Regions from separate parts of the Homo sapiens genome. Here regions 2 and 3 are each linked to region 1. A link is a loop called in an ENCODE intact Hi-C map of the cell type or tissue named here. Cell type or tissue: PC-3. All regions are shown on one strand. Links, peaks and the distances in the headings refer to the core of each region. The heading gives the core; the rest is flanking DNA. Region 1 overlaps POU2F1 (POU class 2 homeobox 1). Region 2 overlaps POU2F1 (POU class 2 homeobox 1). Region 3 overlaps POU2F1 (POU class 2 homeobox 1).

Region 1 (10,234 bases), core at 2,438-7,437:
TTGGATTGTGGACTTTTGAGTTAATGCTGAAATAAGATTCTGGGGGACTACTGAGAAGGGATGACTGTATTTTGCAATGTGAGAAGGACATGAGAGATTGGGGAGGGGCCAGGGCAGAATGATACGGTTTGGATTTGTGTCCCCACCCAAATCTCATGTCAAATTGTAATCCTCGATGTTGGATGAGGGGCCTGGAAGGAGGTGACTAGATCATGGGGGTAGTCTTCCCCCTTGCTGTTCTTGTAATAGTGAGTTCTCACAAGATCTGGTTGTTTAAAAGTGTGTAGCCCCTCCTACTTCTCTCTCTTCCTCCTGCTCTGGTCATAAAAGACCTGCTTGCTTCCCCTTCAGTTTCTGCCATGATTCTAAGTTTCTTGAGGCCTTCCCCCACCACGCTTGTACAGCCTGTGGAACTGTGAGCCAATTAAACCTCTTTTCTTTATAAATTACCCAGTCTCAGGAAGTTCTTTACAGCAATGCAAGAACTGACTAATACAGTTCTGAATATGGTTTTTTTTTTTTTTTGAAATCCTAATGTGTGGGAACATACTTACAAAACCAGAGTAAGAACATTCCCAGCCAAAAAAGGGGGCATTGTCAAAAAAAAAAAAAAAAGGTAATATTTACTATTTTGACATTTTTCAGAATGAAAACCATTCACCAAAAAAAGCATTTATTCCTGATAAGCAAATATAAGAATACAGAAAATGAATTTATTAATGGCAAGTATTCCTAGTCTTACAAAAAACTGTATACTGTTCATTCTAACATACTGCGGACATTCTTTTATTTCTGTGGACAGCAAACCTGTCGTGTAAAAAGTCAGAAAGTAAACATTTTAGTGTTTATGGGACACATGGTCTCTGCCACAACTATTCAACTCTGCTGTTGCAGCATAAAAGCAGCTATAGATATTACAGAGACAATGCATAAACAAATGGGTATGGTTATATCCCAATAAAAGTTTATGAATATTGATGTTTCAATTTCATATAATTATAATGTCATGAAATATTATGCTTTTTATTTTCCCCCACAAAAAAATGTAGAAATCATTCTTAGCTCAAGGGCCATACAAAAACAGAAAACACGAATTTGACCTGAGGACCATTGTTTGCCTATTCCTACATTATTTCCAATGTTTGTGGAAATAAAAATTTATAAATGTCTATAAAAATATTCTCTTTCTTGATGGTTCACTAATTCACCACTTCCAGTTCTAAGCCTTCCACAGAAACTCTCTGAGGTCCTCATTTCATCAGATTCCTTCCCTCCTTACACATCCCTCTCCCCAGGGCACAGCTTGAATGTTTTAAATCAAAATCTACTCATGTCAGAAAATAAGCCACCCATCTCAACTTTTTACACATCCTACTTCCTTGAAATACTGTAAAGCTCCAAATCTTTTCATGCTCAATCTTTGAATAAATATAGAAGTCTGACCAATCTTATTATGCCTTTTCTCTTTCAACCATCATTGAATTTTAATTCTCTACAATGAGACCCCTGTGAAGTCTTGGCAGTTCGGGTGTCTTGTTGAAAAGGCAAGTTTTAGTCACAAATACATTTAATGTTTAAAATCTCTCCATTAATTGTCCAAATGGCTTCTAAGGAAACTCAGGAAAAGAGTTTCAGTTTATTGTTTTAAATGGCTTCTCTCCCACTTTCCCAGTTAGGTGTTCTTTTTAATTTTTATTCTTTTTAAAATTTACTATTTGTCTAATGACTATTATTGTATTAATATTAGGATAATAACCGAAAATGTTTTAAGGACTTGATACCTCTTTAAATCTAAAGCCACAAGGTTCTAAAATGTTAAGTTATTTAAATAATTAAAACAATGCTAGCATAAATTCAACTTTTCACAATATTTGAAATGTGTTAACACTGGCTTGGAAAGGTACAATCACAAACCTGAAAAATGTCAAGAAATAATTCATTTCATAAAGTGACCCTGTATGTGGGGAACTGTATAAATGTGTAGTCTCTGCTGTAGAGCTTTCAGATTAGCATAGAGAAACATTCAGGAGTTAGTGAAAAACCATGTGGAAGGGGCAGAAATGTGCTGGGCAGGAGACGGAGCATTCAACAGAGAATGAAATTTCACTCTCCATCTCTCCCTATCCACAAACAAGTGTTTAAATGCACCCATATTAAAACTGTTCCCAGTAAATTCAGGATAACAGTAACAGCAAAAATGCCACAGTTCAGCAATCTGTGTTTGACTATGGAGTGATTTCTCCTGAAGACAGATGCCACCCCAAGGAACAAAAGCAGAAAAACAATCCAATGTATGACCAGAGGCAGAGGCAAAAGCAAGAAAATATTAGAACTACAAGTCTGACTCTCTGTCTGTCTCTCTCTCTCTGTCTCTTCTCTCTCTCCTCTGAGATTCCTGGCTACATCTTTAGAACATCCTACACAGACAACAGGAATGGTAATTTCCTACATAACACACAGCAAGAAGCTCTTTGCCTTTTATTTTGCTGCCAAGTACATAAACCAAAGGCTTCTTGCAGACTGCTGTACCCAAAAAAACAAAACAAGGAATACTTCCTGAAAAGCAATATTCAGGGTCCATAAAGAGTCAAAACATTTCCTCAAGTAGTTAACAGGCCTTTTTTTTTTAACTTCAGCTATGCTAGTCAGATTTTAATATAAGAAATTCTTAGGACCAAAAATGTTGAATGTGCTATGTATATTTATTTGAAGAACATATGGGGAAAAAAATAGGAATACTAAAAATTTCCTCATGAAATTTTCAAAATAAAATGTTACTACTGTTCCTACAAAGGAATTACTTCTTTAATCCCTTTAATGTTGTTTTTAACACCACTGAATCACCTCTATAATCCTAAAAGGGCAGACCCACAAACTCAGGGAGAGTTCAAGGTGGTCACTAAATGTTAAGTCACAAATTGCCCACCATTAGCTCAACGTCAGAAAAAAAAGAAAACATACGTTGTCCTAAGTTCGACTCTTACTCTTTTTTTTTTTTTTTTGAGACAGAGACTCACACTGTTGTCCAGGTTGGAGTGCAGTGGCGGGATCTCGGCTCACTGCAACCTCTGTCACCCAGGTTCAAGTGCTTCTCCTGTCTCAGCCTCCCAAATAGCTGGGATTTATAGGCATGTGCCACCACACCTGGCTAATTTTTGTATTTTTAGTAGAGACAAGGTTTCGCCATGTTGGCCAGGCTGGTCTCAAACTCCTAATCTCAGGTGATCTGCCCACCACGGCCTCCCAAAGTGCTGGGATTATAGGCGTGAGTCACCGCGCCCAACCCAACTCTTGCTCTTTACCATATTAAAATAACAGAGTTTTAATTTCAAAACAATACTAAAAAAGAAATACTATTCCTTCTCCTCCTTTGTCACTCTCTTTCCATCTCTCAGACATCCTTCAACTCTACCACAAACCACTTATTAACTGTCCGATTTCTTTCAAAGAATATAAATAAATAAAACCTTAGTCCCAATCTCCAGTCATCAGCTATTTATTCTTTGCTGTAAACTAAGGAGGTCTCTATTTCAATAGACTTGCTAACCTGACAATGTTTTTCTCAACGGTTAACAGTAGGCAAATACCTAGAACCATACACTCCTTTGCAAACGTAACTGACATTTGTCAGCATTATTAAAACAACTTTACAATTAGCAGGCTAATTTCAAGTTTGTAGAAAATGAAATTTCAATAATTTCTCACATTTTAAGTTTGGATCTACATAGGTTACTTCTTTTTTTTAATTTCCCACTTAAAGCTTGTTTGTTATTTCTCAGTTCAATCCCAATGAAAAGTAATGCAACACAACAAACCTACAGTAAAGCCATCTCCATGACACCAAAGAGCCAACATCCAATAAGTAGGAGCAGATTAGCAAGAATTTCTGATCATTACATGAACTGCTCTCAGCAATTAAATTTATTCCCACCTGCCTGTCTTGTTACACGGACAAAGGGAGGAAAAACTATAGTGAATGTAAATCAAAGTTATTACTTTAAAAATACAGGATTTTTAAGCTATAGGATTAAAAGACAGAGAATAGAGAACAACAACAGTAAAATCTCTGGATCTTTCCACTTGCCCTGGATTCCTGGGTTGCAGCTTCTCTAACAGCTCATTTTCCCTTCTTGTGAGGTTTTACTACTCGGTGTGCATTGCTCTCCACTTCCACTTCTACCCCTGTAGGTTTTTAAAAGGAGATAAAGCAACTGTATAAGAATGCCTAAAGACATCAAAGACCCAAAGCTTCACTGGTTGTGTGTGGCATAGGAGGAAGAGGAGGAAAACGTGAGGTAATGAGGATCTGCTGTATTTACCTTATGTGCAGGGCATGTGGACAACAATAGAAACCATGTAGGGTGCACTTTTGGTCAAAAAAGAACATGGCAGCCTAATGGGAGGCCTTTGTTCTTCAAAAGGGTCTCCTTTCCCCCTTTTGTGCTCCACTTAATTCATGGCATCTGAGCTGCTCTTGAACTTGACAGACTGAGAGAAAGAAAGGGGGAGTCAGACACACAAACAGAAAGGAAAATGAAAGACTTCAAAGAGAATTAATTTGAAAAAATTAGTTCTACTGCCAGTTTTTTGATGAAGTTTTGGAATTTTAAGGGAGTTGGAAAGTAATGAACTGCTGAAATAAATTTAATTTTCCCAGAAATTGTAATGAATAATAAAGTAGATAAATAAGGTATAAAATATAATTATATCCTAATAATTTGTTAGTAGATTTTTTCCTGCTACATGTATTTCTTGAAATAATAGTAAGAAAATGTCTGATATTCAACAGATTACATGAAAGATAACATTCTACAAGCAGAACCAATATCTAAGTGATTTCCCAGCTGAAGGGAATTTTACTTGAGTCACGCTGAAGAACACCACAAAACCACCAGCGCCACCTGCAGGGTAAACACAGATTAGCAGTTTACCACACTGGTATTTCAAAGCCCAAGATTTTAAAAAAGACACAGTAGGCCGGGCACGGTGGCTCACACCTGTAATCCCAGCACTTTGGGAGGCTCGAGGCAGGCAGATCATGAGGTCAGGAGATCAAGACCATCCTGGCTAACACAGTAAAACCCATCTCTACTAAAAATACCAAAAATTAGCCAGGCCTGGTGGCAGGCACCTGTAGTCCCAGCTACTAGGGAGGCTGAAGCAGGAGAATGGCATGAACCTGGGAGGCGGAGCTTGCAGTGAGTCAAGATCGCACCACTGCACTCCAGCCTGGGCAACAGAGCAACAAACACTCCATCTCAAAAAAAAAAAAAAAAAAAAAAAAAGACACAGTAACTGTGATACTTTCACAATGAAGAATTTTAAAATGTTTTAAAGCAGTAAATAACTTCAGATGAAGAACAATGCCCTAGGAATCTCTGGCCAATTTTAGGTATTTATTAATATAAAAACAGAACTGCAGAAAGATCGGTAGCTATGTACTAATACAAAGGACTGCTTCAAAATCTTAAAAGAGCTAGTTATAAGTAAGATCACTGTCTCACGGTTTTAGTTTTTTTTTCCTGATTGTAAAACATTACAATACAATCAAACAAGTCTGAAATATAGGAAACTATCCTATTCCCATTACATTTAGTATTTATTCCTCCAGGTCTCTCTTCTATGCATGTCTTGCATATATAGTTTGGTATCACATGCCATACCTACTACTTTTGTGGGTTTTTTTTTTCCTTTTTACAGCTTCCTTCCCCCCACCCCATTTAATATATTTGATAGCTCTTTTTATATCAGTACACATTATACCTTCATTTTTTGGTGGTGTATAGTATTTTACTTCAAGGATATACTAATGATTTGTGATCAATAATACTGATCACAATACTAATACTATTAATACAGGTATTGGGTTGTTTCTAATTTTTCCACTTTACAAACAAACCTCCAAGAAACAGCACTTTTCATATCTTTCCTTACTGGTGTAAAAATGTCTGTAAACAAATGGCTAGAGACAGAATTCCTAAGTGAAATAATATGAACATTTTGCGGTGTCTCACGCCGGTAATCCCAGTACTTTGGGAGACCAAGACAGGCAGATCATGAGGTCAGGAGATCAAGACCATCCTGGCCAACACGATATAACCCCATCTCTACTAAAAATACAAACATTAGCTGGGTGTGGTGGCACGTGCCTGTAATCCCAGCTACTTGGGAGGCTGAGGCAGAAGAACCGCTTGAACCCAGCAGGTGGAGATTGCAGTGAGCCAAGATCATGCTACTGCACCCCAGCCTGGCAACAGAGCGAGACTCCATCTCAAAAAAAAAAAAAAAAAAAATTAATAGTATTACCAAATTGTGCCAAAGTACCTTCCCAATATTATGTGACAGTGGCTGTTTCCCTTGATCCCAGACAACAATCTTTTAAATATTTGACATTCTGATACTGATTTTGTTTTAATAATTCTAGAACATCTGCACATACCTCTTCAAATTGAGATTATGACACACTTAATTACCGATGAAAAGATTTTGTAAAAGCACTACTTTTAAACCACCAATTATTATTTTATAGCCATATCTCAATTTCACCTTACAATAGAATTACTACCCAACCTGATTACACCCATCACAATGCATTCAGAAAGCACTGGATATTTCCAAATCCACCTTCGGAAGATAATTTGGTACCATTAAGGAGATTTAAAGGGTATGCTCCAGGTTTCAAAGGCAACTATAAAAAAGGCAGAACCTATGGCATGTGTTCATCTATGTAACAAACCTGCAGGTCCTGCACATGTATCCTGAAACTTAAAATAAATTTAAAAAAATGGCAGAATCATATAAATGCAAACTCTTCCCAAGAGAACTATTGTGAAGGTGGAGCTTTCAACTGGATTTCTGTGCATAAGCATGCAAGTGTGTCAGTTATATTTGTTTAAAAGTGCAACCATTCTAATCACACCTTGTATACACAACAAGTTGTAGAAGTATACAGGTCTGTGGATTTAACAGTGTAGCTGCAGGCTTAGCATTGACATAAATTGAAGCTTGAGTTTTAATACCTAAGGTAGGGTTTCTCAACCTAAGTACTACTGACATTTTGGACCAGATAATTCTTTGCAGAGAGGGGAGGAGACTGACTTTGTGCATTGCAGGATGTTTAGCAGCATAACTGGCCTCTAATCACTAGATGCCATGAGCACCATTCTTCAGGTTGTGACAATCAAAAATGTCTCCAGTCATTGCCAAATGTTGGGGGGTGGGGGAGGGTACGGCAAGAGACTGTCCCTATTTGAGAACCACAACCCTAAGAGTACTCCTCAAATGAGCTATATATATACATTTCACTACTGCATGCACTGTCTCATAAGTTTGATTTTTAAAAATATACAAATATTTTAAATACCTAAAAGAGTTATCAAATCTTCTTTAACCTTCACCACATGCTGCTGCCATTAGTGAATTTGGCAGCCATCTACATTGCTTGGTTTTAGACACAGGCTAAATCAATGACTCTGAATAACCTAATTACTAACTTAAATTACTAGCTAACAATGACATTTCATAATGGTTTAATAGAAGAAACGCTAAACTTGTGAGGCAAAAACTTAAGTTATCTTATCATTGTGAACTGTCCTGTTAATTCTATCTCTAAAATGTATCTTGAATCCCCTGCTTCTCTGCATCTTCCACAATCTTTGTCTCAGCCACCATCTCTCATCTAGACTCAGACCCTTTAAACTGTTCTCTCAGCTGCTACTCTAGACTCCACCAAGCTACTCATTCAACTAATACTTACTGAATGCCTGTTATATACAGCATTACACATCCTGAGAATAGATCAGTACAGGACTCTCTTACAAAATTCTTTATCCAGTGAAATTTACATTCTAGTATGAAAGTCAGAGAAAAATAAAGTAGGGAAGGACTGGCAGGGATGGGGTCTGGTATGGATTCACCAGTTGTATAAAGACCTGAAGGAGGTTAGGAAGTGAACTACATGGGTATCTGTGAGAAAAGCATCCTAGGCAAACGAGACAGCAAGTGTAAAGGCCCTGAGGTGGGAGCATGTCTCGGAGATTTACTCCGAGTAAAATGGGAAACCGTGGGAAGATCTGGAGCAGGAGAGACATGCTCTAACATTTTAAAGGAAAAAAACTGGTAACTGTCTAGAATAGGCTGTTGGTGTGAGTGCCTGGGCCATGATAAATTTTTTTAAAAAAATTTCTTAAGAAAAAAGATAAAAAAAGAATAGCTGTAGGGCTGGAAGGGTGGAAGCTGAGACTAGCTAATTCAAATGAGATTTATACCAGGGTGGAGACTGTGGAGATAAGAAGTGGCTGAATTTTGGATATATTATTAATCACAGTGATATTTTAAAAACACAAACTGGACTGTGTCACTCTTCAAAAGCCCTTCAATTGCCATTTTCTTTTCAATGTACTTTATATAAAATACAAAATCCAATATGGTCTAAAAGGCTCTATATGATCTGGTTCCTCCTTAACTCTCCAGGTTCATCTTACTCCTCAGTAATCAAAATATGTTCTGGCCACACTGACCTTTGAGGTCATCTAATACCCCAAATTCCTTTCCACTTGGGGGCCTTGGTGCATACTGCTCACTCTGCTTAGAATGCCCTTCTCCACTCTTTGCCCTACCTACATGCTCTCATATGTCAGTTCTCAGCTTAAAATTCATTTCCTCTTAATCACATGGGGCAGCATGAAAAAAGAAAAAAAAAAACACTTCCTTAAAGAGACCTTTCCTGACATACCACTATAAATTAGCTGTACTCCCTTTGCCCATTATCTTCTCTTAAAGTACCTCAAAGTACTTTTCCTTGATAGGACCCATCCAAGTTTGTAATTGCAACATTGGTTTACTATATATAGTGGTTAATATTTGTCTCTATAGACCATAAGGTATAAAGAGCAGAGATCACTTTTGTTTCACTTACCATCATAACCCAGGATTGGCCACAATACCTGGCACATAGCAATTACAAAAAATAACAAGTAATAGAAGAGCTTTCATCCCAGCTCTGCCACATATGACCTACTCACAGGTGTTCTCAAGATTTCAACATATCTTCCCTCCCTTTTATTCTTAAGACTCTATGAAGGTCACAAGAACTAGAGTAAATGAGACAAAGAAGTAGGAAATCACAAGGAGTCTTAAGAATAGTTTGTCTGAAACAGCCAGAGAGTAGAGTAGTAGGAGAGATGAATGAGGGAGGGCCTTGACTGTTGGGGTATGAAATCTGGACTTTATTCAGCAGCCAAATGGAGAGATACTGAAGGCTTTGAGTAGTAAAATATACCAATCGGAACTGTGTTTTTGGAAGTTTATATCTATCTGTGGTACATAACTCACTGAAGAGGCTAAATGCAAAAATCTGAATTAGAAGCCAACAGGTGAATAGGGCCTTTTTTTTTTTTGAGTCGGAGTTTCGCTCTTGTTGCCCAGGCTGGAGTGCAATGGCCCGATCTTGGCGCACTGCAACCTCTGCCTCCCGGGTTCAAGCAATTCTGTCTCAACCCCCTGAGTAGCTGGGATTACAGGCATATGCTACCACGCCCGGCTAATTTTTGCATTTTTAGTAGAAACAGGGTTTCATCATATTGGTCAGGCTGATCTCAAACTCCTGACCTCAGGTGATCCACTCGCCTCGGCCTCCCAAAGTGCTGGGATTACAGGCATGAGCCACCACACTCGGCCGACATGTTTTTTAAAATAGCTGGATATACAAAAACATATCTTTTCTTACATTTTCATTAATAAAGGTTTTTAGTGTTATTTGATAGCTACACTAAGCTTACATTTGTTTTAGTTATGTTTATAAAGAAAACAAAAAAGTGTTCCAACAATGGAAAACACTTTCATTTTCTCATTCATTACTGACAATGCAACCAGATTAATCTTCCAAAAGTATGGCTCAGATCATATTACTCAAAACACTTCAGTGGCTCCCCACTGTCTACTGAATTAAGTCCAAACACCTTAGCCTGATATTTAAGACTCTACATAAACTGGCCCCAATTTATGTACTTTTCTCTCCTATATTCTAGCCAAATTGAACTACTTTTGCTCCAAACATGGCCAGCTTTTTCTGCCTCTACCAGACCTTGCTTCACACTGTTTTTTTCTTTCTTAAATGCAACCCCACCCTCCATCCTTAACCCACCTGTCAAAATCCTACCTTCTTTATTGAGGGCCCAGCTCCCTTGTTACTGCCACTCTAAGCATCTTTCTTCAACCCACCTCAAGTACAAAA
Region 2 (10,234 bases), core at 2,505-7,504, 130 kb before region 1:
AATGTAATTTATTTTTTATATATCAATCTTGTATTCTGCAACAATACTGAATTTATTGATTAGTCCTAGATACCTTTTTTTGGTGAATTCCTTAGTATTTTTATACATATAGAATAATGCAAATACAAGCAGTTTAACTTCTTCCTTTCCAAATTGTCTTCCGTTTTTTTTCTCCCCCTTACTGGAGGCTATAACCTCCAGGACGATGTTAATCAGAAGTCCACAAGAGCAAACAAACACTCTTACCTAATTCTCAATCTTAGTGGGGAAAGTATTCAGTCTTTTGCCATTAAGTATTCTATTTGCTGGAGAGTTTTAGTAAGTGCTCTTTATCAGGTGAGGCAGTTCCTTTGTATTTCAGCTTTCATCATGAATGGGTTTTGGATTTTTACAAATATCTTTTCTGTATCCACTGAGATGATTATGTGGTTTTTGTCCTTTCTTCTACTATTATAATGTGTTACATTAATTGATGTTCAGTTATTGTACTAACCATACATTCCTGGGAGATAAATCCTCCTTGGCCATGATGTATATAATCGTTCGATTTTTTCAGTATGTTGCTGGATTTGACTTGCTAAGATTCTTTTGAGAGTTTTGGTTTATATTTTCTCGAGGAATATGAGTTTGTAATTTTTTTTTCTTGTGCTATTTATCTAAGCTTAGGTATCTGGGTAATACCGGCCTGATAGGAAAATAGAGGAGAAATGTTATTTCTTCTTTGATGCATGTTTTAATTTTCAAATACATGGGGACTTCCCAAATTTCTTTCTATTGTTAATTTCTAGTTTATCTCAGTTGTCATCAGACAACACACTTTGTATGATTTTAATCCTTTTTAATTTACTGAAACTTGTTTTATGGCTAAAAGTATCCTGGGAGATGGATGTTCCATGTGTACATAAAAAGGATGTGTTTTCTGCTGTTGCTGGACCAAGTGTTCTGCAGATGGCAGTTAGAACAAGTTGGTTGATAGTGCTCAAATGTTGTATATCCTTCACGGCTTTTTTTTATTTTCCCCCAAACAGGGTCTCGCTCTGTTCTCAAGCTGGAGTTCAGTGGTACAATCTCAGCTTATTGCAGCCTCAACTTTCCAGGCTCAAGTGACCCTCCCACCTCAGCCTCCCGAGCAGCTAGGACTATAGGCACGTGCCACCACGCCTGGCTAATTTTGCTCATTTTTTTTTTTTTTTGTAGAGACAAGGTCTTACTATGTTGCCCAGGCAGGTTTTGAACTCCTGGACCCAAGCGATCCTTTCACCTTGGCCTACCAAAGTGCTGGGATTATAGGCATAAGCCACTGCACATGGCCTGAATTTTTTTTTTTTTAACGTGGCTCAAATAAATACTATGTCTGCAACTGTTATTGTTGAATTGTCTATTTCTTCTTTGAATTTTATTCCTTTTTGTTTCCTGTATCTTGGGCCTTTGTTGTTAAGGTGGCTATATAATTATAGTTGCTATATCTTCCTGAGGAATCAACAATTTTGTCACTATGAAAAATATTTTGGAAAATGAATTGGGGGCGGGGCATGTTTGGTTGAGATTATTAAGGGCTGTGGAATTTTTACAAGTTTTTGAGACACAATGGAACACTCGTCTTTCTGGAGGAGTATGGCAATGCTCACTTGCATCTATTTTAGAATGTTTACCAAGGACCTATTATGTGTCAAACGTACCTATGGGAAAATAAGATGACCACATCAATCAAACATGATTTTTCTTAGAAGATAGTGCTAAGGATATGGTTTTTCCCTTCATTTCTAAAATCCTATTCCAAATAATAGTAAAGAGATACAAAAGGGAAAAAGAGCTCTGGTGACAGGTATCAGAGGTTTTGAGATTTAGACAGATTTGCAGAAATGAGAAAAAGGATAAAACTGGATGGTGGAGAAATCAACCATAATCCAGAAGGGCACAGGAGAAGACTATGATAGAGGAGGAAATTATTCACTCTGATGGAGCCTCACAGAGAGTCCCAGCTCAGAGTTATTTGTCAGATACTGAGGTAGATGGAAATAGGGTCAGAGAACAGGGTGATTCAAGGGCTATTCACATAATAGCTCTCACAGTGGGCCTTTCCCTCCTTCTACCAGACCTCTCAAATGAACAGAACCAAAGTCACCTACTCTTGAAAGAAAATAAAATCTGACTATGGAACGCTAAGGATTCTAGTGTAGGTACTTGCATGCATGAGGAAAGATACCCCTCATTTTGGAAAAGTATGACAGAAAGCCTCGCTTGCCTGCCTGCTTCCTGTTCATAGGCTGAAATAAAGTTTGGCAGTTCTTTATTCACATTCACAGCTCACCGCGAGCCCTTCCATTCAGGGGAGGGGACTCTTGAGTAACAGAAGCTACACAATGTCAGGAAAAACCCTTACAGGCTACTGATAATAAGTAATGTAATCTTGCATTCATCACTACAAAAATCACCAGACAATGAAAAAAGCCAACAGCACATTACAAATGACACAAAATGAATAAACAGAGTGAATGCCAAAAAATCCTAACTTAAAAAAAAAAAAAGATAAATTACCAGAGTGCAAGAAATACATTAATTCACATTGAAAATGCTTGCTGAAGGCCAATGAGGGCAAGTTTTAAAAGGCCCCTTCTTTGAAACCTTGTAGTGAAATTTTAGAACAGTATAAGATTTTAAAAAACCCTTAAGGTTTACAGAGAGAAAAAACAAGGAAAAAGAGATTGAAATCAGACTTTTCACTAGCAACACTAGATGCTAAAACACAACAAAATTCAAAGGAAAAATACTTTTGTAACTGGACAAACTCCAAAAAATACTGTGAAGGCAAAATAAATACTTCTCAGTTATACATGTATTTAGAAGTTTTACCTCCCATGTAACCTTTCTAAATAAAATTACTTGAGAACGTGCTCCAGACAAAAAGGAATCAAAGAGGATGACAGGGCATCTGAGAAACATTGGATCTAACTCAGGAAAACAAGGAAAACAATTTAAAATAAGCAATCATAGAAATCCCAAGAAGAAAGTCTTCAGGAAGAAAGCAGATTGCATTACATAAGTTGTATGATTAAGACAATGGCCGTCTTTAATAAATAACATGATAAAGAAACATGCTACTTTTCTCAACAGAGAAAAAAAGAAGGCAGTATAAAAATATCAGAGGAAAAGAGGCTGTACAAGAAAGTTACAGTCCAAAGAGGAAAAACAAATTAAAAAGGGGCATGGTTTTGAGCAACGGCTGATAAAAGAGTAAGAAAAGAAAACCCACTTGACACTGACTCTTCTTCTCTTTCAAGGAGCAATGACACAAATTCGGCAGCTTAAATCATCACAATTTATTATCTCATAGTTTTTGTGGGTCAGGTGTCCAGGCAGAGCCTGAGTCCTCTGCTTAGAGTATCACAAGGCTGCAATCAAATACTGTACTGCACAAATACTACTGAAACTGTACATACATGTACATATAAAAAGGATTTAAAGAGAAAATAAAAATGGTACTTGTGATTGTTTTTCCTGTTTGAATTTCCTAATAATGTTTTTAATAATTAAAAAAAATTCACTCCAGGAAAAATTATCAACGTGTCAGAAAAAAATCACAAATAGATCCACATAAATAGGCTGAGTAAGAGTTCAAGAAAATGTGAGTGGTAAGAAGTATCAAAAACTGATGCAAATTTTTAGCTAGTTTTGAGTATTAAAATCTCTCTAAAATTACTTTGATTTTCCCCATATTTTAAGAAAACTGCAAAGCTATTTGTTCTTAATGTGTAAACTATTAACAAAATTTCTGTAAGAGACAGGTATTTTTAGACCTAAAGCAATATAATTTGTTGGGAAGGTAGGATTCAGTTCATAATTTACCAGGTGACTGGCAGTCAATTTGGACAACAAGGTCCTCAGAGATGGTTCTTCACATTCTTGGTGCCCAACACAATGCCAATCAATCACTAACAGTTTGCTTATTAAGTGGAAGTGCTCAATATTATATATATTCTTAACCAAGGTTCTTAAGTATATTCTTGAACCAAGGTTATTAAAACTGGAACCTGTAGGTATCCACAAATAGCCTTGGAGTGGGAGGTTGATGGGAGCTGTCATTTATAAATCTCCTTAAATTTTACTAAAAATTGTGTATATGTCTATTTTGTGTGAGGAAAAGTCTGTAGCTTTCAAATTCTTAAAAAGGTCCAACATCCAGAAGAGGTCAAGAAGTACTGTTTAACATAAGCAAAAATTAATGGATGATTGGATGCAGAAAACAATAAACAAAATGTTCTAATAATGTAGAAATTTAATATAATATAAAGCCATTTATTCAATTTTTACATCATGGGTAGGTCATAGAGCCAAGGAGGCATTGTAAACTTAAAACATGGGTGAGAAAAATAAAAGTCCCTACCTCTAGGTTAAATCAAGCTTCATTATGAAATATCATTAATCTACCCAATGATGTACTAGCAAATAACCAACCTGGTGAATAATTACAGCATGTCTTATGCACTATGTATCACTAAAAAACATCTGATGACAATGCTAAGTGATTTTAAATTTATCTGGAAAATTTGCTATTTAAAAGAGGCCAAAGGAAAAAAAAACATTCATTTTATAGTGAGTATGTCATGCACTGAGCTAGGCATCAAGAGTTCAAAAAGAATAATCAAATCTTTTGAGAAGTGCAGTCTATTGGGAAAGACAGGTGTGTAAAAATAAAATCATTTATAATACAGGTACATGGAAATGAATAGTTTCCTGGGAAAGCTAAAGAATATTTCCAAGAAAATTGACATACAAGCTGGTATAGTTTTATCAGTAACAGATCAAGAACTGCAGGCTAAGATGGACATTTCCATTGTAGGGATGTTTACAAAGGTATGGATGGAGGCCTCCTGTGTGTTGAGGGTGCGTAGGCAAAAGACTAGTGGGAGATCAGGTTCAGACCGGAAATAACCTTCACGAATTGACAAACTTGGAGGTTTTTCTGAATGCAAAAAGCCACGGCTATTGAAGGCTTTTAAGGAAAGGAGTTACTTTAAAGAAAATTGATATTTATGAGCAACACCTATCTTTAGTTAGGGCCTTAATTCACAATTTAATGGTAGACTCTTATAATAACCCAAAACGGGCCTCCCATGTGCTCAGCAGGTGCATGGCCTGGCAGCTGCTTACCTGTAACTGAAAGATTCGTCACAGCAGCACTGGTCAGAGGGAGGACAGGGCTGACTGTGAGGGTAGTTGCTGCACTGCTAGTCACAAGGCTTGGTGTGGTCGCCACCTTGAGGTCAGAAATGAAAACATGGACAAAGCACTTAAAATCAAAACTTAAAGAGGAAATGATTTTACAGTCTTTCTTTGATCTTGGAATTGAGACACCTGACATCCTATGTTGGAAAGCTGCTATTCGAAGATGGTTGTTCACTGATATCACAGATAGCTTTGCCTGGGTTTTAAAAATAAATAATAAAAAGTTCGTAAATTTCAATAGCGTTGAGACAGATATACTCTAAGTCGGTAAGAAACATTATACTAATTATCAACTTTACCTAAATAAGAAAACTATTTGACAGGATCAGGGAATCTGGGGTACATGTATTACTTTTACTTTTGACTCTGTAGGGGGGCAGTATTGCCTTAGGTTTGGTTTTAATAAAATAAAATTATGAAAATAATGTGAAGCAAACTTTTAAAAAAAACGGATTAGTTTTGAAATAACAAAAAATTCTAGTTTTGCAAGAAATACTGTCTTTCTTTTAGTACAAATCTAAAACACAAACATCACCTTTACAAAACAAAATTGTTGATTAATAATTATCTTTTTCATAACTATCTCATAACTTTATGACTACAGGCCCACCATTTAACAACTACAACCTTCACATAAACTAACATGTGCTTTTAATGCTGACCTTAGTTTAAAAAGCCTGCCAGTATGGAATGACATTCAAATAAAATAAAACCAAATTTAAAAAGAACAGAAATGCAAACTCAACAATATTCCCATCTTTTGAATCCTGACAATGTAGAAGTCAAATTCATAATCATCCTAAAAACCAAGGGAGTCATACGACCACTGTATGTCTCTTCAGTCTAGGAATAATGCAAACAGCAGAAGTTACTCAATGAGGCTTCACAGGAAAGGATCATATGTTGTTTCAAAGTAAAAGACCTGAGATGATTGTTTTAATACAAGTTCAGAACTGAAGGTTATCTGGTAACTTATTGTCACTTAATCACGTGAGTGTAAGTTTAATAAACTGGGCTTTAGGACTCAACATGAATAAAAAGTAACAAGATTTTCTGAGATAACTGGGATCAGCAGCAAATTTACTCCCATGGTTACAGAGTAATCTAATGAACTATACCAGAGAAGAGTATGATGGAAATGTGATGAAAGAATTAAAATTGTTCACTTTAAAAAATAAGATAGGTGGGCTGGGCGCAGTGGCTCACACCTGTAATCCCAGCACGTTGGGACTTTGGGAGGCTGAGGCAGGTGGATCACCTGAGGTCAGGAGTTCAAGACCAGCCTGGAGAACATGATGAAACCCTGGTCTCAACTAAAAATACAAAAAAATTAGCTGGGTCTGGTGGCGGGCGCCTGTAATCCCAGCTACTTTGGGAGGCTGAGGCAGGAGAATCGCTTGAACCCAGGAGGCGGAGGTTGCAGTGAGCTGAAATCGTACCATTGCACTCCAGCCTGGGCAACAAGAGTGAAACTCTGTCTCAACAAAAAAAAAAAAAAAAAAAAAAAAAAAAAGACTGGGAATGGTGGCTCACACCCGTAATCCCAGCACTTTGGGAGGCCAAGGGATCACTTGAGGTCAGGAGTTCAAGACCAGCCTGGCCAACATAGTGAAACCCTGCTTCTGCTAAGAGTACAAAAAATTAGCCGGGAATGGTGGTACACGTCTATAATCCCAGCTACTCGGGAGGCCAAGGCACAAGAATCGCTTGAACCCAGGAGGCGGAGGTTGCAGTGAGCCAAGATCGCACCAATGCACTCCAGCCTGGGTGATGGAATGAGACTCTGTCTCAAAAAAATAAAATAAATAGAAAAATAAATAAAAAATAAGCAAGACCAATAAGTTCTTGGGTTAATAACAACACGAGATTTCACCCTCCATGCAGGGGCACCTCAAGACCAGTGACCTCAGCAGAGAGAGAGAGAGAGCACGAGAGACAAGGAAAGAGAGAATGAGAATTTCATTACCTTGGTAATGTCTAAAATACAAATTTACATGCATTTATTTGATGTATTTATTCATTAAATTACTATTATGAAATAAACTGATTTAACAGGTCATTTGTAAAATTGCAAAAATTAGCCCTTGAGCTTGCACTCCCTATTTTTTATTCTTACCAGTGAAGTTGGGCTGGGGAAAATTGCTTTAATAGGTGAGCTGCTGGTCCCACCACTGCTTGGTGGGTTGATTCTTTTTTCTTTCTGGCGGCGGTTACAGAACCAAACACGAATCACCTCTTTTTCCATATTGAGCTGATCAGCAATCATAGTGATCTCTTCCGAGGTAGGCTTTTGATTCTGCAGGGTGAAAAGATGTAATTCCAAAAGCTATCCTTTGCAATAACTTTTTGAACTACTGGCATAATCACGTCAGGTTAGAAAATGAAGCTGGGATACATATGACCATCCACATTAGGCCACTTTCAACAAAGAGATTGTGTAGATAGAAGTTCTAATGAACATACACCTATTAAACTTATTCATATTAACTTAGGATAAGTTATCCTTAAATATCTATAGTTTTTCATTTTTAAGATCTATTAATTGTGAATGAAATTAACAAAATACCAGTACAACCACATGTATTAGTAGGAATTTAACCTTTCTCCATGCTTCATGCTATCTAATTTGGATCTCACAGTAAGAAAGGCAGGTATTTCACAATGAAGGACCTTTAGCTTAAAGAAATCACATGATTTGCCCAATCACACAGTTTAAGTGGCAGAGCTGACAAAAACTCCTAATTCAGAGTCCTCCCAATGTGCTCAAGTCTTTTCTGAATTAGAGAAGTCAAAATTTTCTTAAAAGCTTTGTTATGATATTACCTGGTACAAAAAAATAATTGCCAAATATCTCTTGCATTAACTTAAGCTCCATAGCCTAACACTCAAGGTCTCTAGTGTTCCAGTCCCAAACTACTATTCCAGGCATACAGACACTACAATTTAACCAACCAATCTACTAGAGTGTCTCCTCATACACCCTATGGTTTCCCTCACTCCAGTGTTTCTCCCCCACTCTGAGGGGGAAACGCTCATGCATTTCCTCTGCTTAAAGTACTTTCCCCCCACCTTTTCTAGTCTGTGGAATTAATTCCTATGTATCCTATGGTAAGCTGCCACCTCTCTCATACTGAGTGCTTGCATGGATGTGATTCTAGTCTCTCCTGAACCCTGCAGAACTCTGGTTCTGTCTCCTATGTTAGTAACTTACTTACTTCACCTATTTATAATCATCCATAAGAGCAGAGGCTGACATGTCATCTTTTACCACCTACAGTTTCTACTAAGTACTAATGTTAAGTACTACACAGACAATCCCATGTACAGAAAAGTAAAATCCTCACTGACCTCCAAGAAACTCTTCTCTAAGGCCACACGGATGTTGGTCTCTATGCTGGTGCGTTTCTTCCTCCTACGGCTCAAGCCCTCAATTCCTGGAGAATTCAGGGCACTTGGGCTGGAGAGGGACGAATCAGATGAGAGGTTCTCTGTAAGAATGAAGAAAATACAGAAATAAAATTAGCTGAGCACAGTGATTCATGTGCATAATATGCATATTAACAACAAAACTGACAAAATAAGCTACATCCAAGTATGAAAAGGTTTTCACATAACCTACATTACAATATTGCTTATTGGCCGGGCATGGTGGTTCACACCTGTAATCCCAGCACTTTGGGAGGCTGAGGCGGGAGGATCACTTGAGGTCAGGAGTTCAAGACCAGCCTGGCTAAATGGTGAAACCCCATCTCTACCAAAAATACAAAAATTAGCTGGGCACAGTGGCGTGCGCCTGTGGTCCCAGTTACTTGGGAGGCTGAGGCAGGAGAATCACTTGAACCTGGGAGGTGGAGGCTGCAGTGACCTGAGATGGTGCCACTGCACTCCAGCCTGGACAACAGAGTGAGACCATGTCTCCCCCTACCCACCACCCATCCCCCCAATATATATATATTTACTACCATGGATATTTCTGCTGCCCTTATTGGCATTCTTTCTGCTAGGATGGTTGACAATATTACCACTATGTTTGGATTTCTGTTTCTGAGACAGAAGAGGTTTACTATTCCTATCCTTAAACTCAGCTCTATGTCTCCAGTTCTGTTTGTTTATAAGTTCTGGGGATAAAAGGAAGAAAGTTTCTTAGAAATTACTGAACGTTTAATATTTATCTTGTAAATGGCCTCTCATTTTATTGGTATAATCTAGGGTAAAAAGAAAAGAAACAAATGAAATATTTATAAATTCTCTGAAGTTAAATCACAGGGTTCTATAATTTCACAGTTTAATAACCTTGGGCATGTCATACACATCTGAGTTTGTTTCTGCTACACGTAAAATAAGATGGAAACAGTAAACCAGTGGTTCTTATCTGTGGACTTGGGAAACAGATGCCTAGGCCTCACCCATAGCTACTGAATAAAACTGTCCAAGGATGCGTGTTTCAGGTTTGTCTTTTCCAAAGGCCTAATTTTTGTTCATATCTACAATAAGAACCATAGTTTAAGGGATCTACATGACTCCTACAGCTTTCATAGTCTATGATCCTGTGACTCAAAATTCCAATCTTCCAAAAGGAACTCTCAGCACAAAAAAACGTAAGACAAAGCTAGTAGTCCAACTTTTCTGAATGAAATGTGTGGTCATTTGAAATAACAAAAGCAGAACTATTGCAAGAACAAGTTCTATGATAATTCATCAAGGAAGAAACAATAAGCTTCTACTTCAAGCTTATCTAAATACAAAAGCCTTACTTATCCTATTCCTTCAACTGTGTGTGTGTGTGTGTGTGTGTTCCTAATCCTGGCTCAAATACAAGAGTATTTCAGGCTAAAAATTACGGCTAATTATTTATACTGTAATTACTAGAATATTTAAATGAATCAGCTTTCTGATTTATATCACCATAATTTATAATGATCCTCCCAGGATTAGTAAGCTTCAAGGTTCTGTAACAACAAAAATAGAGTAAGAAATATAAACCCCAATTTATATAACAATCCCCATG
Region 3 (10,234 bases), core at 1,819-6,818, 75 kb before region 1:
AGATTGTTTGTGTGGAGAGCGTTTCTTCCATCTGAGCTGCCATAAAATGGGAAGAATCTGGGATAATGGAAATCCTGAAAGAGAATCACTTATCACAGAAACAAAACCACAGAAAGATTCTAAGCCACTACAAAAGTAAGAAGCATAATCAAAATTCATGACACAGAATATCTATAGCAGGGGTCCCCAACTCCTGGGTTGAAGACTGGTGCCAATCTGTGGCCTGCTAGGAACAGGCTGCACAGCAGGAGGTGAGTGGTGGGCAAGATAGCGTTATTGCCTGAGCGCTGCCTCCTGTCAGAGCAGCAGTGGCACTAGATTCTCATAGGCGCGTGAACCGTAATGTGAACAGTGTATGCGAGGGATCTAGGTGGTGCATTCCTTATGAGAATCTAACTAATGACTGATGATGTGAGGTAAAAAACAGTTTTATCCCCCAAACCATCCCCTACTCGCTGTCTGTGGAAAAACTGTCTTCCATGAAACCAGTCACTGGGGCCAAAAAGGTTGGGGGCTGCTGATCTATAGAATGGATAGGTATTACTTATCTGCTAAAAATCTCCACAGTGATTGTACTTGATTGTAATGATTGGATTGTATATCCTTTACTTCCTAAGTAATAATAGTATGTGTATTTTTAAAATTACTTTTATACATCACCTTAGAGATGAATGCATTATCAGTGATGCATGACAAGATTTCTATAGGTGGCTGTTTGCTAAATTGTTAAGTCTATCTGGATGAAAGACTCAGTTAAAACAGGTTTTCATTAACATTATTCTTTTTTTAAAAAAAAATCCAGGGTCTCACTCTGTCACCCAGGCTGGAGTGCAGTGGCGCAATCATGGTTCACTGCAGCCTTGACCTCCTAGACTCAAGCGATCTTCCTCCCTTAGCCTCCCAAGTAGCTGGGACCACAGGCATGTGCCACCATGCCCAGTTAATTTTTTTAAGTTTTTTTTTTTTTTTTTGTAGACATGCGGGTCTCACTATGTTGCCCAGGCTAGTCTTCAACTCCTGGGCTCCAGGAATCCTCATGCCTTGATGTCCCAAAGTGTTGGGATTACAGGTGTGAGCCACTTATTCCAGGCTCTTAACTTTATTCTTAATTGTAGAAAAATAAGTGTCTTATGACTTACCAGCTGTTGAGACTTTTCAAATAACTTAAATATTGAACATAAATGAAATATATTTGAAGACCAAGAAAACCAGAAAGACAGACCTTATTTTAATATCCTAAAATCTTATTAATATTTTTGTTGGTGGAGAAAATTACCAAACATTGACCTTGCTCCATCTCTGTTCTGCCTCTCAACCTAGTCAGAGGCTCCCTTGCTCATCTTTCCCTGTAGGATGTGAGCCAGTTAAACGGTAGCAGCTTCCTGCCTTCCTCAGAAACACAATGAATGCTCTTTACCTTCTGAGTTTATCTGATGTCAGCCTTCCTAACTTGGATTATGACACTTTGCTACAAATCCTGCTGATAGTGTTTATTTTAATCCTAGACTTGTTTATTGCATTCTATTCCCAGTTTTGTTTTCCCTGTATCACAAGGAAATCCCTAATTGACTGTTCCTAATCCTCTCTAGACTGCTTTCTTACATTCCCTTCTACCTGAAAACTTACTATCTGAATCTGTCTTTATCTCCTTTACTCTCCCATTTCTCACCTAAAAAACAACAAAAAAAGGAATCTTCTACTTTAGGCTACTTCAGCCACCACGTGCTCTGAAACCCAACACCTCCCCTCTCCTCAAAAATGGATCCCTGACTCATCTGTTCTTTCTTATTTATTTATTTTACTTTAAGTTCCGGGATACATAGAACATGCAGGCTTGTTACATAAGTACACGTGTACCACGGTGGTTTGCTGCACCTATTGACCCGTCCTCTAAGTTCCCTCCCCTCACCCTCACCCCTGGTATGTGATGTTCCCCTCCCTGTGTCCATGTGTTCCCACTGTTCAACTCCCACTTATGAGTGAGAAAATGTGGTGTTTCGTTTTCTGTTTCTGTGTTAGTTTGCTGAGGATGACGGCTTCCAACTTCATCAATGTCCCTGCAAAGGACACGATCTCATTCCTTTTTATGGCTGCATCATCTGTTCTTTCTTTGCCACTCCCCTCCTACACTGGCTCTTTTCCCTTAGCATCTAAACATATTCAAATTGCTTCACTAGGAGGCCCTTCTAACGTCCCCTCCCATTCTTTCCTTCTCTATCATCCTCCCCTTCCTCCTAATAGATAGCTAACACTGATAGTGAATGGACTGTGCCACATACCTACTTGCTTTCCGTGTATACAACAAGACTATGAGATGGATTATTATTTATCTCCATCTTACAGCTAAGAAAAACTCTAACATGAAAAAAGTAACTTGCCTAAGGTAACACAACTAGCAAGTGAAAGGAGCAAGATATGAATCCATGGGGTTTGATTTCAGGGTCTGAGCTCTTAACCACTATGATACATATATATAGCCCCATATAGAGCTTCCATGAAAAGAGTTGCTTACATTTATCATTCCCTTTACACAACCATTCACTTTCTTAACCACAGCAATTTCTTTCCAAACCACTTAACTAAAATCTTTAAAAGGCCCACAGTAACTAATTGTCAAATTCAAGGGTCACATTTTAAGGCTCCTATGGCAGGACTTGACCACACTAAATGCTAACTCCATGAGCTCACTGGTCTGATTCACATCTGATCTCCATGGTTGTTATTTCTTAGTCTACTTAAGCACTGTCCAATAGAACTTTCTGTGATAATGGAAATGTTCTATTATATGTACTGGCCAATATGGTAGTCACTAACTACACGTGGCTACTGAACACTAGAAATGTGGTTAGTATGATTGAGGAATTGAATTTTTAATTTAATTTAATTTAATTTAAATTTAAAGAGCCACATGCAGTCAGTGTCCATCCTATTCGACAACAAAGGCATGGGCTCCTCTTCCTCTACCAGCCCTTTCAACACCTTAGAAGAGCTCCGTCCTTGGTCCTCTTGGCTGATTCCACTCTCCTCCCCGTAGCATTTCCCTGTTAAAGACTCTTACACCTCTCCTCAGGAACCTATCTCTATCTTCAATTGCCCACATCTTCACCTGCAAGCACCACAAGGCACCCCAAGTACAACATTTTCAGTGCTGAAATGTTTCATCATCTCATTGTCAAGTCTACTCCCCAACAGTACAGTTCCTACTCAGAGAATGCTACCACATCTCTCCCAGCCCCGAGGCAAATACAAGTATTCATTTTAAATTACTCCCTTTCCTTCCTTCAAAAAAAAAAAAAAAAAAAAAAAAAAAAAAAAAAAAAAAAAAAAAAAAAAAAAATTGACCCCTGGCTTCTATTGCCATTGCTCTATGCCAGGATGTTATATAATGGATCTAATTGAAAGAATAATGTAGTCTAGTTTTTGGCTTCAAGCAAGATGTAAAGTATAACATGGCTGGAAAATTCTTTTATACCAAAAATTCTTTAATATCTGTTAGGAAAAAAAATGAAAAAAGTAACATGAAATAAAACTAAGCTGCTCTCTAAGGGAGAAAATTATAGACAATCTCTAATAATCTGTACTGAAAACAGCATTTTAGAAACAAACCCTCTCTTTAATGTTCTCAATTTCTATTAGTAATGAACAAAAATGGATACTACCTTTAAAATTCTAAATTTGTTACTGGGTTACCTCATGGCAAAAAGATCAATTGCTTATTCAGTCATTTAACAAAAGTATAATCTTAATTCAGATGTCACTTCCTATTCGCACAGCTTCAGTAATTATAGCGCCCTTCTCCCCCTTGACCCCCACCCCTGACCTAAAGTTTTAAAATCCCCATGTGCACCAGTGGGCAGAGCCAGGGCAAGTTTCTCAATACGTACTGATCAGAATCTTGTAGAAGCCATATCCTGTAACTGACATCTATTAAATCAAACACTAGAGGGAGGTCTATCTTTCCTACAGGTGTTTGGTATTTGCTTCTAAACCACCAAGATCCTTCACTGAGCTCCTGAGGCTCTCTGGAAATGCTTCAGCCACTTTCAATGACCCACTAATTAAAAATTAGCTATAAAGGTACTCCAAACAAAATTAGTATTTCTACTCTCAGGCTTATAAGAGCAGCTTGGCCAGGGCAGAATGTAGTCTACACAATAAAATATGTAATAAATTTTAAAATAATAATAAAAGCAGTAAGAATATTAAAAATGGCCTCTGGATAAACGTAAGTTCAAAAGGAAAATAATCCTTAAGTGTCTGAAATTTGCAAATGCTCCATTCTGGTTTAACAAGAACTATATTGAGGTCTATTTTGAGGCTTTTCTGGAAAACACTGGTATTTTATCTGGAAATTATTTCCAAAACTAGTGCTGGTTCAAGGCATCAAGTTGTTAAATTACTATGAAGAATAGCAAGTCTATTCACTGGTACCCTGGTCTTTCAGGATTCTTTCTCTTCATCTTGGAGAAAATGATATCTGATCATGCTCTTTTATGAATATAAATGAGCATATAATGTCCTAATACCAGCCATAGCACTAGTAAATCCCAAAGAATTAATAACATCACTGGTTACTAGGAACTTTGGATGACAGTATTTTTGGAATACAAGCCCATAAATATTATTCCAAAAATACTATTGTATTTATGTATATTAGGTTACATTAACAAATTTCTTTTGACTTTTCATTTGCCTGAAATATAGTGATACTATCCTGGGGAAAAATCATTTTGATATGAACAGGAGACAGGGAAATACTGGGTAGAAGAGGGTGGTTCCCCAGCAAAGGCCCCACCCTCAAGCCTGGAAACCCATGGTCCTAAATGGGAACAGGTATTTCTGTTTTTGCGCCCAAAAGTTGCCTTTTGGCCTGCCATACCCCACTATCGTGGCTCCATATAACCCCCAGACCCCAGGCTCCAGAAGACATGAACAGTAGAGCAGAAGAACAGCAGAATGGTGTGGCAGAGAGAAGAGAAGGAATGTCTGAATGTTGAGAGGAATTCGACTGGGGGTGGTCAAAGAGGAAATCAGCTGCTGGATGGCCAAACTCTAGGGGAAGATCATCTTCCCATTCCATTCCCTTTCCAGCTCCCCATCCATCCCGCTAAGAGCCACCTCCACCGCTCAACAAAACCCCTGAATTCATCCTTCAAGTCCATGTGTGACCTGATTCTTCCTGGACGCCGCACAAGGACTTGGGTACCAAGAGGATCACTGAGCTAACACTTAAGCTGTCTGTAGATGGCAAGGCTAAAAGAGTGCACTGAAACATGTGCCCACTTGGGCTTTGGGAGTTGCAGACACCCACCCCTAGACACTATCATGTGGCCAGAGCCCAGAAAGTGCTTACCATAACTCCTGCACCTGCCAGTCTGTGTGCTTCCCTTCCTCTAAGAGGTTTGAGTGTGGGCAGCCAAACATATGAGCCACTCCCTGTCGCATGTCCTGCAAGGGGGGTCAGGGAACTCTCCCCTTTCAATTCAAATGAAAAAAGCAAGTGAAAAAGGACAGGATAGGGAAGCCTTGGATCTATCTATCATAATTCAGATGAAAAAAAGACAGTTAATTGACTGTAAATTCATTACAACAGATGAGTCAGCTGCTTTAAAACAACTTTTCACATTACAAAACAAGTATCAGAAAATCTGATTAAATATATTAACATTTATATTAAAATATATTTAAATATCCTTTTTACCTGCATTATAAAAATAATTATAATAAGCCAATGGTAAGTTTTCAAAGATAATAATAAGCAAAAGGTAATGGTAATGGCTGCAATGAAGTCTGAAGAATTGGAATACTGTCTAATTCTGTGAATGACTAAAAGATAAAAGATCTAGAAATCAGATGACATAATGGAAATCTTTTGAAGGAATTAGAGACATTTAGGACAGATTTCTTCCCCCATCTCAGCTTTGACTGTTTCTTCATGCTGAACATAAATTGCCTAGCATCATCATGATTTAAACCCTACCCAGCCTGTAAGATACAGTTTCAATTCCACCTTCTCCAAAGCCTTCTCTGATCCTCCCAGCTAGAAACACTTTTCCCCTACACTGAATTCTCATGGGTTCACATATACTTCTCATGAATCGTCTCAATTTCTGTTATATTACATTTTCATATATGTTTTCTCTATAAGATAAATTTATTGAGAACAAAATCAGTCTTTTATTCAACTTCACTGATGTTACTTAGTACTGTTATCTTGCGCATCGGAGACAAAAAGAAACAACAGGGCAGGCATGGTGGCTCATGCCTATAATCCCAGCAGGAGGCTGAGGCAGGTGGATCGCTTGATGCCAGGAGTTCAAGATCAGCATGGGCAACATGGTGAAACCCAGTTTCTATTAAAAACACAAAAATTAGCTGGGCGTGGGGGCGCACACCTGTAATCCCGGCTACTTGAGAGGCTGAGGCGGGAGAACTTCATGAATGCAGGAGGTGGAGGTTGCAGTGAGCCGAGATCGTGCCACTACACTCCAGCCTGGGCAACAGAGTGAGACTCTGTCTCCAAAAAAAAAAAAAAAAAGAAAAAAAGAAAAAAGAAACAACATAGCTCAAAGGGTAAAAGAATGGTTCTGGGCTGGGTGCAGTTGCTCACACCTCTAATCCCAGCACTTTGGGAAGCCAAGGTGGGCGGATCACCTGAGGTCAGGAGTTCGAGACCAGCCTGACCAACATGAAGAAACCCCATCTCTACTGAAAATACAAAATTAGTCAGGCATGGTGGTTGCATGCCTGTAATCCCAGCTACTTGGGAGGCTGAGGCAGGAGAATTGCTTGACCTCGGGAGGTGGAGGTTGCAGTGAGCCAGGATCGTGCCATTGCACTCCAGCCTGGGCAACGACAGTGAAATTCCATCTTAAAAAAAGAATGGTTCTGCTCCCCTTTATAGCTATCTGTGTGACCTTCATCAAGTGACTGAACCTCTCTGAGCCTCAACTTCCTTATTTATAAAAAGAGACCCTTATTTATAAAAAGAGAAAAATAATGTTTCATGAGGTTTTTATAAGGATTAAATGAGATAATCTATGTAAAATGTTTAAATCACCCAGTAAATACTTAATCAATGCTAGCCACTATCATCATATTCTAGTACAAATGATTATAACAAATTGTTTTATAATAAATTACTACTTTATAGTAAATTAATTTGTAATAAATTGTCAAATGAATGGAAAAGAGTTAAAATGTGACAATGACTTTCAGAAGAGCTTTAATTTCTTAAAAGATGACAAACTCCTAAGGACAAAATTCAAAAGAATGTAGAAAACAGAGTTGTAATACCAGAGAACAGATAACACTAGAAAGTACTGTGTTCTGTGTCAGTGCATGAACCCAGGCACAGGGCAGATAACCATCTGTCAGGAGTACTGATGAAAGAGGTCTGCCCTTTGAGTTAAAAGTGAGCAAAACTTTAATGTTTGTCCAATATTCCTTTTTCCCTCAATATTTCTTTACATCAAAATAGTTGATTTAGTTTTTTCCTACCAAACCTTGTAAAACTTCAAACAACTTCTTTACTTTTCCAACTATCATCTAAAATAGAGATGATCAGCTTTAATTTAGGAGAAAATCTTGTGGGAAAGCAGAACAACAGCCCATCAAAGATGGGCCTAATAATCATCCTAATTCCTGGAAGCTGTGAATTTGTTACCTGACACGGCAAAAGGTATTTTGCAAATCCAATGAAGTTCAGGATAGTAAGTGTTTAAAGAAAAGATGGGGACAGGAGAGTTAGAGAAGGAAATATGATGATGGAAGCAGGGTTGAGGGGAGGAGGGGGACAGGAAAGGGAGGGAAGGAAACAGATTTGACAATGCTATACATCTGGCTTTGAAGATGGAGGAAGGGGCCATAAGCCAAGGAGTGCAGGTGGTCTCTAGAAGCTGGAAAAGAGAAGGAAATGGACTTTCCATAGTACCTCCAGAAGAAATAAAGCACTTACAACACTCTCATTTTAGGACTCTGACCTCCCAAACTGTAAGATAATAAGTTTGTATTCTGTTTTACCCAGCAATTCTACTCCTAGGTATATAAACCAAAGAATTGAAAAACGGAACTCAAACAGATACTTGTACACCAAAGTTCACTGCAACATTACTCATAATAGCCAAACAGTAAAAACAATCCAGCTGCCCATTAACAAATGAATGCATAAACAAAATGTAGTATATACATACAATGGAATATCTTATAAAAAATAAAGTTCTGATACATGCTACAATACGGAATAATCTTGAGAACATAGAATAGACTTTACCAAAGGTGGAGGAGAGGGAAGAATGGGGAAATACCATCTTTCCAAAGGGAAGCATCCTTGTGCAAACAACTATGTTATAAAAAATATTACCACTCCCTTCTATCTCTTTCTTTTTTGGTGATAGTATACTATTTTGGCACAATAATCCAATGTTCCATTTTCTTCATTCCTGAGTTTGGACTGCTGATCTAGGCTACAGAAAGGTCATACAGTCGAACCCTGAACAACGGAGTCAAGGGTGTCGACCCCACAAACAGTTGAAAATCTGCATGTAACATCTGACTCCCACAAAACTCAAATACTAATAGCCTACTGTTGACCAGAAGCATTGCTGATAACATAAACAGTTGACTAAAACATATTTGTATATGTATTATATACTGTATTCTTACAGTAAAGTAAGCTAAAGAAAATCCTAAGTGAGAGAAAATATATTTACTATTCATTAAGTGGAAGTGGATCATCACAAAGATCTTCATCCTTGTCTTCATGCTGAGTAGGCTGAGAAGGAGGAACAGGAGGGGTCTTGCTGACTCAGAAATGGCAGAAGACAAAAAGCTGGAAGGGGAGGCAGGAGAGGCAGGCACACTTGGTGTAACTTTATGGAAATACACTGTAATTTCTGACTTTTTTGCTTTTTCATTTGTCTAAAAATGTTTCTATATGCTACCAATCCTTCTTCCACCATGTGCTTTAGTTTCAGTGCCCATATCATAAAAGGGTCCATGCTGTAAAAGAAGGCAAAAAGCAGTCTTTAATAGGATATAGATAGGGCTGTCCTGATCATAAACCCGATTGCATCTGCACAAAACAGTACTGTTAGCCTATTCCTTCCTGCCTTAAATCTTGGTGTGCTTTCATGTCTTTCCTTACTAATCAATGTCCTTTGTGGCATTTTTTCCCTCTCAGAATAGGGCGCTTTTGTCTGCATTAAAAACCTGTTCAGGCAGATATCCTTTCTCTTCAATGATTTTCCTTCTTTTGTCTTATCTTTTTTTTTTTTTTGCAGGGGGTGGGGTGAGGGTAGAGATGGGGTCCAGCTATGGTGCGGTTACAGGTGTGAGCCACCACAGACGGCCTTCACTGATTTTCTCCATGGCATCTGAGAACTTGAGGTCTGCTGCCTCTTCGTTGGCAGAAGCTGCTTCTTCCGTTATCCTGACATTTTTAAAGCCAAACATCTTTCTAAAATTATCAAACCATCCTTTGCTGGCATTAAATTCTCCAGCTTTAGATCCTTCACCTGCCTTTTAAGCTGTCGTATAACAACTGTGCTTCCTCTCAAATCACATTAGAGTCCAAAGGTATGTCTTTCTTATAGCAATCCTGCACCCACATAAAAGCTGCATTCTCTTTTTTCTTTCTTTTTTTTTTGAGACAAGGTCTCACTGTCACCCAGGCTGGAGTGCAGTGGCGTGATCTCAGCTCACTGTAGCCTCGACTGCCCAAGCTCAGGTGATTCTTCCACCTCTTCCCCCAAGCAGCTGGGAGTACAGGTGTGCACCACTACACCTAGCTTTTTTTTTTTTCTTTTGAGATGGAGTTTCGCTCTTGTTGCCCAGGCTGGAGTGCAATGGCCCAATCTCGGCTCACTGCAACCTCCACCTCCTGAGGTCAAGCAATTCTCCTACCTCAGCTTCCAGAGTAGCTGGGATTACAGCTATACCATGCCCGGCTAATTTTTTTGTATTTTTAGTAGAGATGGGGTTTCACCATGTTGGTCAGGCTGGTCTCAAACTCCTGACCTCAGGTGATCCGCCCACCTTGGCCTCCCAAAGTGCTGGGATTACAAGCATGAGCCATGGCGCCTGGCTTAGTTTTTTATATTTTTAGTAGAGGCAGGGTTTCACCATGTTGCCCATGCTGGTCTCGAACTCCTGGGCTTAAGCAATCTGCCCACCTCAACCTCCCAAAGTGCTGGGATTACAGGCATGAGCCACTGCACCAGGCCGGTATTTTCAA

What was found. A loop is a pair of places that touch in the nucleus more often than their neighbours do. Peaks named below come from ENCODE experiments on the same cell type or tissue, not always from the same donor. Only the 100,000 strongest peaks of a DNase experiment are listed, where the experiment ranks them.
Region 2: a loop joins it to region 1, with 7 times the contacts of the local background. A loop is called at or near these places in 26 of 110 quality-filtered maps.
Region 3: it touches region 1 in a loop (12-fold over the local background); 19 of 110 quality-filtered maps call a loop at or near these places.

Annotation. Positions count from the first base shown.
Region 1 is chr1:167,262,682-167,272,915 of GRCh38, reverse strand. All of the region lies in intron 1 of POU2F1 (POU class 2 homeobox 1), which reads right to left. It overlaps LOC124900412 (a long non-coding RNA gene), which reads right to left. Exons shown (of 2, transcript XR_007066718.1): 2 at 1-10,234. Among named protein-coding and RNA genes, the nearest start is that of POU2F1, 47 kb to the right of the region's middle. RefSeq lists an enhancer at 8,538-8,627. In PC-3, for the core only: a CTCF peak has its summit at 4,907 (motif pointing left); a DNase peak (open chromatin) is centred at 4,905; H3K27ac peaks cover 544 bases.
Region 2 is chr1:167,396,474-167,406,707 of GRCh38, reverse strand. It overlaps POU2F1 (POU class 2 homeobox 1), which reads right to left. Exons shown (of 16, transcript NM_002697.4): 11 at 8,575-8,714; 12 at 7,343-7,522; 13 at 5,152-5,257. Among named protein-coding and RNA genes, the nearest start is that of CD247, 120 kb to the left of the region's middle. In PC-3, for the core only: a CTCF peak has its summit at 5,250 (motif pointing left); a DNase peak (open chromatin) is centred at 5,217; H3K27ac peaks cover 252 bases.
Region 3 is chr1:167,336,736-167,346,969 of GRCh38, reverse strand. The region is part of intron 2 of POU2F1 (POU class 2 homeobox 1); the gene reads right to left. Among named protein-coding and RNA genes, the nearest start is that of POU2F1, 120 kb to the right of the region's middle. In PC-3, for the core only: a CTCF peak has its summit at 3,916 (motif pointing right); no DNase peak of the experiment used is centred there.